Linked DNA regions of Homo sapiens: region 1 is linked to region 2. The links are chromatin loops, found by intact Hi-C in ENCODE. Cell type or tissue: CD4-positive, alpha-beta T cell. All regions are shown on one strand. Links, peaks and the distances in the headings refer to the core of each region. The heading gives the core; the rest is flanking DNA. Region 1 overlaps LINC01258 (long intergenic non-protein coding RNA 1258). Region 2 holds the start of LINC01259 (long intergenic non-protein coding RNA 1259).

What was found. Peaks named below come from ENCODE experiments on the same cell type or tissue, not always from the same donor. Only the 100,000 strongest peaks of a DNase experiment are listed, where the experiment ranks them.
Region 1: it touches region 2 in a loop (3-fold over the local background); 5 of 110 quality-filtered maps call a loop at or near these places.

Annotation. Positions count from the first base shown.
Region 1 is chr4:38,452,774-38,461,111 of GRCh38, reverse strand. LINC01258 (long intergenic non-protein coding RNA 1258) reads left to right here. Exons shown (of 8, transcript NR_110951.1): 3 at 7,191-7,889; 4 at 8,298-8,338. Among named protein-coding and RNA genes, the nearest start is that of LINC01259, 53 kb to the left of the region's middle. In CD4-positive, alpha-beta T cell, for the core only: no CTCF peak of the experiment used is centred there; no DNase peak of the experiment used is centred there.
Region 2 is chr4:38,505,111-38,513,448 of GRCh38, reverse strand. All of the region lies in intron 1 of LINC01258 (long intergenic non-protein coding RNA 1258), which reads left to right. LINC01259 (long intergenic non-protein coding RNA 1259) reads right to left here and starts at 3,682. Exons shown (of 3, transcript NR_149076.1): 1 at 3,502-3,682. In CD4-positive, alpha-beta T cell, for the core only: no CTCF peak of the experiment used is centred there; a DNase peak (open chromatin) is centred at 3,738; H3K4me3 peaks cover 3,828 bases; H3K27ac peaks cover 3,254 bases.

The DNA of each region.
Region 1 (8,338 bases), core at 94-8,093, 52 kb after region 2:
ACTGGCCTGGAGCTCAATAGGGAAGACTTCTTGGGGACAAGATAGGGCAGTGTTTTTTCATCCCAAGGATAAGTATCATGACAGGAAGGGTGTTACAGGCAGGACCGGCTACATAATTTGTAGGATCCAGTGCAAACTAAAAATGCTCTTGTTCAAAGAGCAGGATGAAAGATGTGTTAAAGGTATTAAAATATAAGACATTTTTCTTCCAAGGTCGCTCTGTCAACCTGTCGTAATGTTTTTGTTTCTGTTTTTTGTCATTTAATATTGTGTTGTGCACAGGGACACTTTTATTAGGGCAGTTACTGACTGTCAGTTACCTGTCCCCTGACTCGGAACACTTGGCCCACCTGTTCCCAGGTTCTCCCTCCCAGCCACCACGACACTAACACATCATCCCTGGCCAGGAACAGGCAGGTCGAGGCAGACATCTCCCCTTCCCACAGATCTGCCACCTCCACCTATGGTGGATAGGCTGATCCCCAAGGGTATTGCAACCTCCACATGAGATGTATGGTAGGAATGTGGATCAGGGCTAGGTGAGAGGCTCATCCTGCAGAATCACCTGCCCAACGCATGTATTGTAATGCTGCCAACCTGGGGCAGGGATGGCTGCTGCAATGCTCAGCCCCAAGACTTCGCAGGGCACATATGCAGACCCCCAGCCATTCCCACATCAATGCCCAGACTCCTGCTGGGCCAGAAGACAACAGTGGTCGCTGAGTGGGTGCAGCCATAAGGAGGCCAGATTCAGCTGTTGCTCTTCTGGTCTAGGTGGGACCCAGGGTACCAGAGGAAGAAGTAGGTGGCTGGGCACCCATCTCTGGGAGGCGGTGGGGCATTGGGAAGCTGGATGGTTTGTGAACAAATCCTCTGAGCCACCCTCTTTCTTGTATTCTTCATTGTCCCATTAAACTTAAGTTTCATAATACAAATTCAAAGATAACATTTTTAAGAATTTTAATATAGTGACTGTAGAGCATTAAACCCCAAGCTCCAGGCCCTTCTGAGCATGGGGCTCTCTGCAACTGCACTGGTCAAATGCCCATGAAGCTGGCCCTGGTTGCAAATGAGGGGACTTAGCTCAGGGCCAGAGAAGAGAGTTTAGGGTAAGCAGGGGGACCAGGGAGTGGTTCTGAGAGAGACTTGGTCTCTCACCGGATAGGAAAGATGTATCAAGCCACATCTACTTTGGAGGAAAAAAAACTGAATATTTTACCTTAGCATCCATCCCAGATAGGCAGGGTAAAGGGAGAAAATTTGGGAGTTTACCTTGTAAGCTGTGCTATTAATCTCAGTTCAGGTAAGTATGGCTTAGCAACATATATTCTCAGTGAGCTCATCAACATTTAGTCTCCTGGGAAACTGTTTTTTTGTTTCTTAGTTTGATTAGTAAAAGTTTCTTCAGAGGATTGCCAATCTTGATTTGGGCAGACAAAAAGGACAAGGATTTTTTCCACATTCAGCTGGGTATACAGGGCCTCAGTGTCTCTCTGGAGGCCACGTGCAGGGGAAGACGGGCACTGAATCATCCCTAGCACTGGGAGATCGGAGTGGCTGGATGGATAGTGTGGGAACCCTAGAGGCTATGAGTGCTGCTCTGTCTGGCCTGGACAGCTTGCTCCCACTGGCACATACAAGGGGCAACAATCATGGAAGAAGAATGGTTTTCAACATTCCCAAACAGATCACACATGGGTGAGCATTTTCCTTCCCAGAAGTCATCTTGAGGCTTGTGCACACACTCTAATATCCTGAAAGTTAGTGTGGTAGAGGAGAAAGCTTATGGACTTTTAAGGGAGTCAGACCTAGGGTAGAATCATGGCTTTGATGTGTTTATAATCCCTCCCTCCTTCCCTCGCTTCCTTCCTTCTCCTTTTTGCTCCCTCCCTTTCTCCCTCTCTCCTCCCTCCATACATTCACCAAATAGTTAGTGAATTTCTGCTTCATACTAGTCTGTGCTAAGTGCTGTGATACAGTGGTGAACAAGGCAGACACACAATCCCTTTTCTGATGGAGCCTACCTTGGGGAGGGCATTGGACAATTATGCAGAGGATGCGTATAATGACAGGCAAATAATGGGTGCTATAAAAGGATGTTGTGAGGGGATTTAGCTAGATGGAGGCATCATGGACAAGGTCCTCATCTCTTCATTGACCTCTACCCTAAATTGTGAGAATTAAAGATAATGTAACATCTCTACCACCATGCCTGGTCCCTGATGACATGTGAGTATTCAAATCAGATTTGGGATCCTTACTGGGGAACTGTCACCAGAGTCCATTTCAAGCTGTACTGATGGTCATTTCTTTATTATCCTCCATTATCTCTTTTTGTACCAATTATCTTTGCACCTTGCTGCCCCTCTAAGATTTGGATTCCCTGGAGGGCAGAAATAGGTAGTTACCCTCTTTGAGTCTCCAGAGTGCCTATAACAGTGCCCAGCATATAGTAGCTGCTCAGTAAATGTTGCTGGATTAAAATGAATTGAATAATAAAAATGAGAAAGAATCCCAGAGAAAGGGAACCAAAAAGAGAACTTTTTATAGGGAGACACTGTAGCCAATTCTGCCATTCTGACATTTTCTTTATAACCTCTTGGGAGAATAAAAACTAACACATACCACACTCCTTGTTTCATCTTTTCCTCTGCTATTAGGCAGAGAGAATTAATGAAAGGAAGAATATTGAGTTAGGGTTTTACTCCAAGGGCTTCTTCTTAATTATGTGGTGAGGCATTAATTAAAAATCTAATTAATCATAATAAGCTTTTGCTGTTGTACTCACCGGTAAGGTGCAGGTTTTCTGAGAAAAAGAAGCTACAGGAGCTCTGAGCTGTGTGCAAAAATATATCTAAATAGATGGTGAATCTCTGAGCAGGAAATCCTTCTGGTGGGCCAGTTGGGATTACCTCTTCCAGGCTCACATACAGAGATGGGCTTGTCGTGGAGTGAATGAAGCTGGAGCTTTGGGCCCCTCACTTATGTAGGTCTTTCCAAGACTGTGGTAGGGGTCCTCCAGGGATATTTGATCATATATGTATGATATGGTTTGGTTCTCTGTCCCCACCCAAATTTCATCTTGAATTGTAATCCCCACACGTTGAAGGAGGGACCAGTAATCTCCACATGTTGAGGGAGGGAGGTGATTAGATCATGGGGGTGGTTCCCCCATGCTGTTCTCGTGATAGTGAGTGAGTTCTCACAAGATCTGATGGTTTTATAAGCATCTGGCGTATCCTCTGCTTGCACTTTTCTCTCTTGCCACCAAGTGAAGAAGGTCCTTGTTTCCCCTTTGCCTTCTGCCATAATTTAAGTTTCCTGAGGCCTCCCCAGCCATGTGGAACTGTGAGTCAATTAAAACTCTTTCCTTTATAAATTACCCAGTCTTGGGCAGTATCTTGATAGCAGTTTGAGAATGAACTAATACTATATATATAGTATTAGTACTTGTAAGATATTTTCACACAATAAAACTGGGATTTCCCTTACTAATGTGTCTCCTAGGAAAAGTCTAGGGTAGAAGATGGAGCCGAGGAGGTATGATGTGAAGAATGAGGATAATCTCGATGATGATAATGTAGGTGTGACTGGATGGAGAGAGAACGGAAAGAGGAGCTGCACACAGCCAAGAGAATGTGTTGGACAATTGTTTTGAATCAAAATAGATGATCCAAAAAGGCCTGGTGAAAGTGTCTGAAAGTCAATTCCTCAAAGTCAGAAGGCACATACTAACCTCAGGGGCAGGGTGGAGTTCATGGAGGGGCTTCAGGGCTCCATGAGCATCCTGAAACTGTTTGCAAGTTGTTTGTGTATATGCACTTTTTTGTCTGGGAAGAGAAATTGTGCTCACAAAGTTGGGAAGCTCTGAAATGAGCATGAGAAAGAATGGATTCTCTAAGGTTTTAGTATTTAGGGAAAAAACATATAATGGTAAGAGGGAATAGAATTTATAAGCAAAAATAGTATGTGACATAATTTGGTTGTCTCTTCACTAGTTCTTGTTTGAGTCCATGTCTTGGGGCAGGTGCAGTGAGACAGGCTGGCAGCAACCTCCCACTTGGTGGGCAGCCTGGTGTAGGGGAAGGGATTTGCTCCTTCAACCTGTGGATCAGAAAGAAGGAAACTTAGAGAAGCCTCTTAGGCTGCCTCCATGTGAGGGTCAGCAGGCTCATCTGTGTCCAATCCAACTCACAGGGAGGAGGCCAGAGAAGTACAAGGGACAAAGAGAAAGGCGTCCCCTGGGGATCTTTTGTGGTCTGAGTTAATTGGAGATTCCAAGATTGAGGATCCTGGCCAAATCTCCTGCATATCATGATTTCTTCCTATGCGTCAAGGCCAGAACCAGGGATTGAAAAAATGGACTGTAAGAAAGATTTTTAAAAAATAAAATAAAATTCTTAGTAACAACGTAATGTTGGTTGCCTAGAGATTCATTTTAACTAGAGGTTGAAAATAGCAGGACTGGGTCCCAAAGAGGAAAGAACTCTACTTCTTCTGTAGCCAAGAAGGGGATAGGGTCCTTACCAGCCCTATCAGGACCAGGAAGGTTGATCTTAGACACAGGGTGAAGTTAGAACCAGTCTAGGAACCATGGCCAAGCTGAAGCCACAAGGTCAAGGTCAGACTGAAAAGTGGGCTGGGAAGAAGGATCCTTGGACTCCAAGGAGGGAGCCAGGGAGTTCATCTTTCATGAGGTCAGGGAGTGGCATTGGATCAGAACCCAAATCTGTAGCCAGAAACCAGGTGCCTGCCTGTAGTTTCCACCTACACACCCACCTGAGCCAGGTGCAGCCACTTCCCTGCCTGCACCTGCACAGCCTGGGCTGGCGGGGCTCATAGTTTGGTCCCACCCCACTTGGAAGCAAGCAGGAGCTTCCTGCCCATGGGCAAACATGTGGCTCAGAATCAAGTTCTCTTTGCTATTCTTCTGGTGTCTGTGCCTGGCCAGCATGGCCATCTCTTGGACCACCTGCTTCTCATACTCCTGACCCCAACCCAGTCCAGGCCCTCACATTTTGTCTTGACTTCTCCAGTGCCAGCCTCTTGCACTCTCCCTGTAACCCTGCAGTCCCATCCCCATGTCAGGAAACACGGCCAGACTCCAGTGCTGAAGGAAGAGAATGGCATTAAGGCCATGACTCAGGCAATGTTAGAAAAAGAAGTCACCCCTTCATTCATTCCCTAGTAGTGTCAATAACATGTTAATTCAAAATCTAAGAAGCCAAAGAGGTGGAGGAAGCTATCAGAGGTACAGATTTTGTCACTTTTAGCCCCTGAGCAAAGAGCAAGGACAGCCAAAAAAATCCCTCTAGTGTTCTGAGACATCAGCCTATTTACCCAGATCATGTGTACACTTCTGAAGAAAGAGTTATACATAAAGAGAGTCTATTCTCCTTCTTCAGCACGGGAAGTATGTGCTCAATCTGGGCAAGGGTTAACCACTTCAGATTATATCAAGCTTGGGTTTAACTTTTAAACAAGATGCTAGAGGGCATGTTTTAACTGTTGTGTTGCATTGTGAATTTAGAGTTTGGGTGTGGAAGACCAGCCTCTCTGCTTTATAATCTACACAGGTGTGCAGAGGACTTCAAAGCCTCGTTCTAGAAGGAGGTTATTGAGAATTACCTCTGGGGAAGAAAGAAAGGAATCCCACAGAACAGATGCCGAGAGAAGCAAACTAAACTCTCCTTGAGCGGTTGCCTTTGCATTCATTTTAAAATTTCAAAATCTTTTTCTTGAGATCTTCTTGCTCAAGAATGGGGACTTTCCCATTCCACAGTATGATTTCACATTCGAAAAACCTCTATTCTTTTCTGAAAGTGATTCTAACAGAAAGTTGACCCAGGGAAATTTTAGCAGCATGTTAGGCTGCTGGGTAGAACCCATTTTAGTTCTGTCTTTCAGCCTAGCACACTCCACATTCTCAGACATCGCTTCTTGAGAGTGTACTAACCATCAACTATCATTTCACAATGGAGAAGGTAAAATGCGGTCACTTTAGCATTGATTTCTCTTCTATAATAGCAATGAAATAAGTGAGCATAGTATTCTTTTTAATGAAATGACAGTGCTGCCTAATTGACTAATATTCCGCAGGGCGTACGGTTGTGTTTTTCAACAGTGATGTTGGGGATGATTGTTGTTAGCATGTGGGAAAAAAAATTCCTCCTTCCAAATGTCAATATTTGAGTCCTACTAAAAGCTGAGGGGCATGTATGCATTTAGTCAAAGGCATATTTTACTTCTTGGTATTTTCAATGATTTGTGGCCAATGGATCATGAAAATGAAATCTTAAAACCCCAAGAAACCATCAGAAACCAAGCTAGGCATTTAGCGTATTTCACGGTAATTATTTCTACCCCACTCCATGATGAAAATGTTTGTTTTCCCCGATTTATTTGCTTTTTCATTTATTGCCATTTTGAGAACTTCCAGATTAAATTGCCTGTTCCTCTGAGGATAGGATAACTGAACCTAGAGCTTGGAAAGTCCTGTTTAGTTCAGTCAATCCCACTGTTCCTCGCAGAACAGGAAAGAGAGTAATACTTCTCATTTCACAGAGGTTTCTCACTTTTTTTTTTTTTTCTAGGAAAGGCTATTTCCACTATGATGATGAACCACTGTTCATCATTGTAATACATAGTACTTTAAACAATTACAACTTGTAACTCCAATTTCTTGTTAAAGCATCCACCAAGTTTAGTCACGTATTTTCTGGGCAACAACTATAGCAATTGAATTGGTTTAATCATGTGTCATGTTACCTTCTAGCTTGCTATGTAGCCGAGCTATAGATATCCTACTTATTCTTTTCCCTCATTTCATCTTAGCAGTTTTTCCTATTCTTGCTAGTTATTCCTAATGCCTTTTAATTGGGGGTACTTCTTTCCTTTGTTTTGCATAGTTTCTCATGGCAGAGATGCTTAATCAATTGTCCTGTGTCCATTTTCCACTTGTCCCTAGTAACGGAACCCACTGCCAGTTTTAGCAAAATACATTGTTCCACTGTCCTCCTAGCCTCCGAAATAGAATTGACACCCCCTTGTCTCCCTTGCAGCTGGCTATGACCATGTGACTAAGCTCTCACTAATGGAAGGTGAGCAGAATTGAGGAGTGATGGGCATAACTTGTGTTCACTGCCATAAAAGAATGTCATTCCACTTCCTCTCCTTCTTCCTCCCTATAGGGTAGGCTGGAACTTGGATGTGCATTGGCAGGTCTGCATTGGCAGACCAGATGTCACCATACAGACAACAATATCCTACAGGACAGAAAAGCTTGAAAGTAAAAGAAACTTTGGTGTTTGAATAAACCACACATTTGTCCTGGACAACCTGCCTATCGTTGAACTGTTACATGAGAGAAAAAGAGATTTCTCTCTTATTTGAACAATTGCATTTTCAAGTCTTTTTGTTACAGCAGCATAACTGATACCCTAACCCTGACAAATACATTTTTAAACAAAAGGAGGAATGCTACTATCGTACTCTATGCTGGTCCAGTCTTACTTGGGGTGCAGTATTCTCATCTGTGAATCACATTTCAAGGGGCCTAAAGACAAAGTAGAAGTGTTCAGATAACAGCAACATGATTGGTGAGAAATTCAAAGTTGAAGAAACTGGAAGAGCAGATTTAGAGTAAGTAGGAGTGCCACTTTCAAATGTCTGAGGAACTGGCCTGTGAAAGAATGATTCACTTTGTTCTGTGTAGTTTCAGTAGATAGAAGTATGGTTCAACGGGAAAACTGATTTTGCTGAAGAGAAAGATTTCTGGCTGTCAGGTCTGCATAGACATTGGAGGCACTGAGTTCCCTGCTCATGGAGATATTTTTCACAGAGCCTGGATAATCATTTGGCTGGATTTGTAACAACTGTGTATCATACAGGTATGTTACATAAATTGCCTCAAATTCTTAGAACAATGCTGATAATTATATATTTTAATTTCCATTTGATAGAAAGGAAATATTAATCTAAGACCAGTTAAAACTGCTCCAGGATCACAGACCCAGTTAGTAGCAGGGTCCAGGTTCTTTCTACTGACCACTGGTAAAGCTAATTTACAAAATGGCCTGAACATTTCTCCCAAATCTGAATTTGATGAGTCCCCTAGAAAATTGTGTTTCCTAAATCTTTCCTTGAATTCTGAAGTATCTGAGCCAGCAACATTTCCTGAAATTGGTGTGCATACTCTCCCAAATTTTAACCTCATAGCCAGTTTACTTTGGGCCCTCCTTTATGTGTCAGAGATTGCCAGCTGGTCACCGAACCATTTTCTTTCCTTCTTGGCACAGCATGAAAATGCATTTTCTAGCTTCCCTTGAAGTGAAATGTG
Region 2 (8,338 bases), core at 286-8,285:
GCTAACCCCAACAAGGTACTATCATTCCATTTTACAGATGACGAAAGTGAGATTCAGAGAGATGGAGTTATATAAAGTTGCAAAGCAAGTAACTGCTATAATTGATCTTAGGACCCAAGTCTGTAGTGGCTGAGAACATGGGCTCTGGAGTCATGCAAATCTGTGTTTGAATCCTGACTCTTCCACTGTCTTGTTATGTGACAAGTGTCCATGAGCTGCTATTTCCTCCTCTGTAAAATGGGACAAATAATAATAGCCACTTTCGAGGGTTATGAAGGATAAATGAGAAATGCATTGAGTAAGTGCTTGATGTGTAGTAAATGCTCAGCAAATACTCCTCATCATTGTCATCGCACCAAAACGCATTGTAGTTCCCCTTTAGCAGGTGGTCTCTTCCATTTCTATGCAAATCTTTCAGGGAAAGAGGCATCAGTGAAATACACTGAGAGCTCTGACTGGGGGAAGACTTCCCAACTGTGATGATGACTAAAGGCTTCGTGCAACAATAGAACTTGATCTTCATGAAAGGATAGAATTTCAATAGGTTGAGGTTGGGGCAGAAAAAATATTCCACACAGAGGTGAGGATTTCAGCTGAGGCAAAGAGGAAAGCACAGTGAGTTTGGGGAATGATAACTACTATTGGTTAGAGTGTAGGTTTTTTTTGTAAGGAGGTTGGTGGAGATATGGCTGAAAAGAAGCAAGATCCTCACAACTCAGGTGATGTTTCTAGAAGGCTTTCCTACAACCTTTGCTCCATAGGGGCTGCTCTGGCTGTCTTCTCTATTCTGGGCTCTCACATCAACTTACTATTTCCTGGGGCTACTCTTCTTCTCAGCCCTGTGAATTGCTCTGTCATCTTCATCCTTCTTTTTTTTTTTTTTTTTTTTTTTTTTTGAGACAGAGTTTCACTCTTGTTACCCAGGCTGGAGTGCAATGGTGCAATCTCAGCTCACTGTGACCTCCGCCTCCCAGGTTCAAGTGATTCCCCTGCCTCAGCCTCCCAAGTAGCTGGGATTACAGGCATAGGCCACCACGCCCGGCTAATTTTGTATTTTTAGTAGAGACGGGGTTTCTCCATGTTGGTCAGGCTGGTCTTGAACTCCCGACCTCAGGTGATCCACCCACCTCTGCCTCCCAAAGTGCTGGGATTACAGGCATGAGCCACCAAGCCTTGCCATCTTCATCCTTCTTTATGCCATGTGCTGTACATGGTGCTACACAGTTGTGTGTTCTAACCCTTCCAGGGTGTTCTCAGATAAGTTCCCAAAGTCTTACTGGATGGGTTGGATTGGAGGTGGGGCGGGGGCTGAAAGAGGGTCATGACAGGTTAGAATGTCTGAAAGATGTAAAAGACAGTCCTTTTTTTTTTTTTGCCGATATAGGTTTCAGGTTTCTTGGCTTTTTCTAGAGGACTAAATGAAATCACAGTAAAACAACCTGTAGCATGTAGGGGAGCCATGCATTTCTCAGGAAGTCTGTCTCTGAAAAGACAGTCTGGAGAGGTCAGATAAGATTTAGAAGAACATGTTTTTTACCTTCATAGAAACAGAGGATACAAGGGAGAAAATATCTGGAAAAATCTCAGATATCTGCATAAACAGATGCAGGGTTTATGATCTAGAGAACGACAACGGTGTTTTCCAGGAACTTAGCAGAAAGAAGATGCTGTGCGTGGAGGATGTTATGGGTTGAACCGTGTCTCCCCAAAATTCAAATGCTGAAGCCCTAGCTCCCAGTACCTTGGAATTTGGAGATGGAACCTTTAAAGAAGTAATTGAGTAGCCGGGCACGGTGGTTCATGCCTGTAATCCCAGCACTTCGGGAGGCTGAGGTGAGCAGATCACACGATCAGGAGATCGAGACCATCCCGGCCAACGTGGTGAAATCTCATCTCTACTAAAAATACAAAAATTAGCTGGGTGTGGTGGCACGTGCCTGTAATCCCAGCTATTTGGGAGGCTGAGGCAGGAGAATCACTTGAACCCAGGAGGTGGAGGTTGCAGTGAGCTGAGATCGCGCTACTGCACTCCAGCCTGGCGACAGAACTAGACTCCATCTAAAAAGAAAAGAAAAGAAGTAATTAAATGAAAATGAGATCATTAGGGTAGTGTCCTTATAAGAAGAGGAAATTTGGGCACAGACACAGACATGTCTTCCTTCCACACAGAAGGAAGACCATGTGAGGACACAGGGAGAAGACAGCTATCTGCAAGCCAAAGAGAGGGGTGTCAGAAGAAATCAGCCCTCTTGACATCTTAATCTTGGACTTCCAGCCTCCAGAATTGTGAGAAGAATAAATTTCTATGGTTTGAGCCACCCAGTCTGTGGTACTTAGTTACGAGGCAACCTTAGCAAACGAACACACAGGACAAGAGAATATGGTTGGCTCAGCTTCTGACAGCATTTGGTGTATTTTCTTTGCCCTTGCATTTTCATTTGTCTGTCATGAGCTCCAAATGAGCTGCATACTTCATAGATTGATCTATTTAATTTTTAGGATTCTGTCAATGTTAAAAAATGGAGAAAGTGGATTTCCTTCCACAAAGTGGATCCCTGTGATTTGTGTAATCCATGTGTAGCTCCACTGTGGCAGCCTTGAAGCCCACAGGGCTCAGCCTCCCATTTTCTCCTCCAGCCAAAGGAACCTTCTAGACTTTCCTGAGGCTTGTAAGAGGCAGATGGCACAGGGTGGCTCCATCATGTACCAGACAGTGAGCAACTTAACCAATAACCCTTTAAGATTTCCGTTCCCTTTGAGTCTCCTTACCTTGGTCTTCCTTTCAACCTTTTCCTCCACAGTCAAGGAGAATCTAGGAGCCTTCCCGGTTGCTGGTGAAGCCTAAATTTTTCTTCTTGCTATTTTGCTATAAACACTCCCCTAGGCCTGATTTTCAAAATTGTATTTACCCAGCTTATGACTCTCTACAAGTTCCTCAAGTCTGACACAGAGGGTCTTTGACCCCTCTGTTGATGTGTGGTCAGGAGCTTGCCACATGGATCCCAGCATCTCCCCACACCACCATATGCCTGTGTGAGGGCTGGCTGGCGTTCGACCACAGAGAGGCTTTGTGACTTTGAGGCCTGGTATAATTCCTAAGACCAAAACATTGCAAACATTCCACTGATTTGTTGCTTCTTCACCCCTGGGCCTGGCCCACTCTGTAGCATTTCTGCTGCTTAGTCTACTCACAACACAAGGCTGCCTAAGTAGTCCTCACCTTGGTAGTACTCACCCCTTCCCTAAGTGTCTACAGCTTCGGGCAGTGCTGGCTGCACTGTAAGCCCCACAGAAGGACTCCAGGCTCCAGGTCAACCTGCAGCAGCAGATGAGGCTGGAGCCAGGGAGTGAAATTCACTCAGGCCTCTCTGCAGTGGTCCTGTTTCCCCTTCCAGGAAATAATCCAGTTTCTCAAGAGCTTAAGTGTCTCCATCAAAACTAGCTCAAACACCATCTTCCTGTGGTTTTATGAGGGAGTTTCTTGGAGAAACTGCTCCTAACCTTATATCCTTGAGCACTTCTCATCCAGTTCCAGATGACCTTCAGAAGGTGGTCCCACAAAAGCCAGGGCCATCTCACAGCTCGCCTCTGCCAGGGTGGTAGATTTGAGGACCTCCATGGTGGTGCCAGGTTGGCCTCCTCCCTCTCTGGCAGTCATGATGAAGGCATTCACCTGTCTTGTGTCTGAGCTGAAAGTGGCTCCTCTGCCTTAAACATCCTGGGTGGGACTCAGAACCATAGCCCGATATGGTTGACTTCTCACAGGAAGCCTCTAGTTTCACCCCACAACAACCACAAAATAGGAGTCTACCTTTTCATATCTCCAAAACAAAGTCCACCTCGTAGAGTGCATCGAGTAATGTAGACATTTAACGAGGAGAAGGAGAAAAGGGCTTACATCGCACTCTCTATTCAACACTTTGGTTTTCCACACTTCCTACCAGTTAAATTTCTTCTTCAGCCATCACCTGCTTGGTCTTCCTTCCTCCAGCGTTCCTTCTCCTCTCTGAACCCTTTCTTAGAATGTGTGTGGTCTGCAGATGTTTAATGTAGTTAGTATTTCACGCATGTTAATAAGGTCAAATTGGTTGGTAGTGCTGTTCAAATCTTCTATAGCCTTTCTGATTTTTCATTGTCTACCAGTTTTATCTAGAAGTGTTAAATCTCCAACTATGACTGTGATTAATCAATTTCTGCCTTTACGGATGATTGGGACTCATCAATGTTTTCTCCATGTATTTTGATGCTTTGTGATTAGGTTGCATACATGTTCAAGATGTTAGACCTTCTTGGTTAATGAATTATTTGATTATTATGAAATGTCTCTCTTCATCTCTGGTATTACTCTTTGCCTTGGAGTCTACCTTGATATGAATATAGCAAGCCAGCTTTCTTATAACTATCTTTTGCATGTGCTCTTTTACTTTATATGTCACAAGTCTGAGTCTTTATACTTAAAATATTTATCTTGTAAACAGTATACAGGTGGGCTCTGCTGTGTTATCCAGATTGACTATTTCTGCCTTTTACTTGAATTGTTTAATCTATTTACATTTAACCTAATTATTGATAGTTTGGGTTTCAGTCTGTCATCCTAATATTTGTCTCCTTTGTTCTTTGTTGTCTTTATTTCCTGCCTTCTTTTGAGTGAACCAACTATTTTTTAACTGATCGTTTCCTTTCCTTTATTATATTTTTGTTTTACTCATATCTTTGTGCTATTTTTTGGTGGTTGCTCTAGGATTTAGACATCCATCTTTAAGTTGTTATGGTCTACATTCAAATATTCTGTTACTTCTCAAACAATGCACGGATTTTACCATCATGTACTTCCATTTAGCACCTCTCCTATGAGGGGCACCACCTTCTGTCATGCTGATCGTGTGTGTGTGTGTGTGTGTGTGTGTGTGTGTGTGTGTTTTGGGGTGAGGTCAATCTCATGTGTAGTTGTTCTAGGTCTGGGTTCGTTTGTAACTTCAGTTAGATATAAGTCACCACTGGCCTCCGATATCATTAAGACAATATGAGGACTTCCCCTTCAGCAGATCTCTAAGTGCCAATGAGACTCCAGGGATCCCTTTATGCTCTGTAGTTAACTGGTCAGCTTTCTAAACTGCAAGTGATCTCTTTCTGCTTTATAACCTGACTGCCAGCTTTTGGGGCTGCTGGGGAATTCTCTTTGCTGGTCAGTCTTACCCCTGGATGTTCATGCCTTCAAACACCTCTCTCTCTCAGACCTTTCATCTTGTCCCAGCCCCTGAGGGTTGCTGTGGTGCACTTGGGAGAGTATAGCAGTGCCCTGAAAAGATTTCTTTGGTCCCGTCTCAGCCTGCTGCAGACAGGATGGTGAAGGCTTAAAGATTGGTGAAGGCTCAGAGGGCTTTGGAGAGTTCTATCTCAGTTCACCTGCCCTGCTTCTCCACAGGAACAATCTCTCTCAGCTCTCCTGCTCTGTCCCCAGACATCGACGTGCTAACCCCATGCACTTGATGTGGAAGGAGCTGGCAGGTAGGTGCAGCTCTGCTGTAAGGCTGAGATCCTGGGGTTGCTGCTGTCTTGATAGTCCATATGCAGCTGTTCAAGTTTTGTTGACAATTCAGCTAACTTCTTCTCATTCCTACCTATGGCACATTCTTCCTCCTCCCACCAATCCCACGATGGTCTGAATGCCCATAACCCCTCAGAATTCATATATTGAATCCTAACTCCCAAGGCAACGTATTAAGAGGTAGGTTTTTGGGAGGTGATTAAGTAATGAATGCAGAGCTCTACTAATGGCATTAGCACCCTTATAAAAGAGACTGGAAGGAGCATGTTAGCCTCTTCTTGCCTTTCCATCATGTAAGGAACAGATGGTGCCCTCACCAGACACCATATCTGCTGGTGTCTTGATCTTGGACTTTCCAGCCTTCAGAACTGTAAACAAAAAAATTCTGTTGTTCACAAATCACCCAGTCTAAGATATTTTGTCACGGCAGCCCAAACAGACTAAGACAGATCTCCTGGGATGTAAGCAAATTATGAAAAACTTAGTGCTTTCTGGAATTTAGTTCAGTTAGGTTTCTTTGCATTCTCAGCTCTAGAGTGGGTCTAGTAAATGATCGTCTTGTAGTTTTCCTGGCTTTTTCTCATTGTTAGTATAAGAGTAACCATGTCTTGCCACTTACTACATTCTAACAGGAATTGAAACTCCCTAAAGTAATGTTTTATCTTTTATATGTGACCAAGTTTTCCTTTCTGATAATTTCTAACATCTTTTTTTCTACCCACAGAACTCTGAAATTTCACAATGATATGTATGTTGGTAGGGGTTTTTTGTTGTTGTTGTTATTTATTGTGTTAGGCACTGAGTAGCCTCTTTAAATATATCAGTTCTGCAAAATATTCTTGCAGTATTGCCTTAATAATTTTCTTCCCTCCCTTTTTGCTGTTCTTTTTTTGCTAGAACTCATATTACTTGGGTGTTGAACCTCCTTTCTTGATCCTCTGGGTCTCTTAGCTTTTCTCTCTTCCGTCTATATCTTTTTATTCTACTTTCTTGGAAGATTTTTTCAACGTTATTTTCCAATCACTTACATTTTAAATGTTCATATATATGTATATAATTTCTAAGAGTTCTTTTTGGCTGTTCTCCATTTTTTTTCCTTCCTTTAAAAACATAAACCTTTTTTTGCTTAATGGAAACAAATTCTCTTTGAGAATATAACTTGGAATCATTCTCAAGTTTTCTTTTGTCCCTTCTACCTACATTGTCTATTTCTTCTGAGTTCCTTTTCCATTTCTTTGTTTCCTCGGTTTTTGGGCTCTATCTTTCATGTTTGCTTCTCAAATGTCTGATGATCCTTGGTTGTCCTTTTAGAGTTAAAAGTGAGGCACTAAAAAGCTAAACAAGCTCTGTGTATCTATCTGCACAGGATTTATTGATTTGTGGGATGGACCAAAAGGTGGCTAGATGGGACCCTGAGTGCCAGTATTTCTACATTTATTTTTTTAAATGGTAAGTTCTATAAAGTGGGGGAAGGCAGTTGTGGGTCTCATTGTTCAGAATGCACTTGGTACCCTTTTGACTTCAACAAGATGCTCCTGCTTCCCTTCTGTCCTCCACAGAACCCTCTGGTTTGGCTACTCTGGAGAATAAGCCTAGTGGGGGAGCTTCCTGACTCTTTAGGGTGAAGGTAGGCATCTGAGGATCTGACTACTGTTCATTACAATTTGAACCAATCCTAATATTCAGTCCTACCCTCACTACATAATTGCCAAGGGGGGCTTCCAGTTTCAGAGCCTTTCCAGGGTGCTGCCATCTGAGTTGGCTTGCTTTTTTGACACTTTCTCCTTGCCCTAAGATCCCACTTTCTTTAACTTTTCACTTTCATTTTCTTCGTCATTTTTTATTGGATGTCTAGAAAAATAAATTTATCAGTGGATGATAGAAAGAAGGGAGAAAAGGGGGCTTTGAAAGATTTACAAGGGAATTGACATTTTGACTGGTCTTGAAGAAACCCTTGGATTTTGATTATTGAAAGATTGGCTGGAATATTAGAATGTAGAGGGAAATTCTAGGTCAAAGAAACAGCATGAGCAGATAGGAATCAAAGTGATTTAGGTTAAATGGTTTCTTCACTCTAAGTCAGTTATCAATTTCACCATCACTTTCCATATGCAAAAATTTGTGCATCTCTGGCTCACTGGTGTCTCTTCTCCTATACTTTGGTCTTTTTCAAATTTTGATCCTTTTTAATACCTTTCAGTTTAGTGGGCCTTGGAGGTGGAGCAGTAGTAAGCGCATTTGTTTAACCCAGAGTTTCTCAACTGTGGTACTGTTGACATTTTGGGATGATGGTTCTTTGTTGGGGGGTCAAGGGGTGCTGTTCTGTGCATTGTAGGATGTTTAGCAGCATCTGGAACTCCACTCACTAGCTGCCAGTAGCTCCCACCCCCAGTTGTAATAGCCAGACAGGTCCCTAGACATTGCTGAATGTCCTTTGGAGGGGGACATCATCCAATATTATTGGATTAAAAACAGATTCATCAGTAAATGATGGGGAGAGAGGGGAAAAAAGGGGCTCTGACAGATTTATTAAGGAAATGACATTTTGACTTGGTCCTGAAGAATCAGTTGGATTTTGACTAGTGGAAGATTGGCTGTAGTGTTTGAAGGAAATTCTTGCTGAAAGAAATCACATAAGCAAATGAAAGCAAAGGGATTTGGGTTAAATGGTTTTCTATAATCCCAGTGTAGGTGCGTGTGATGGGGGCAAAGGCTACAAAGGTAAAAGGTGGGTTACGAAGGCCTTGGATGGAAACATATGGAACCTGGGTATTATACTGCAGTGATACG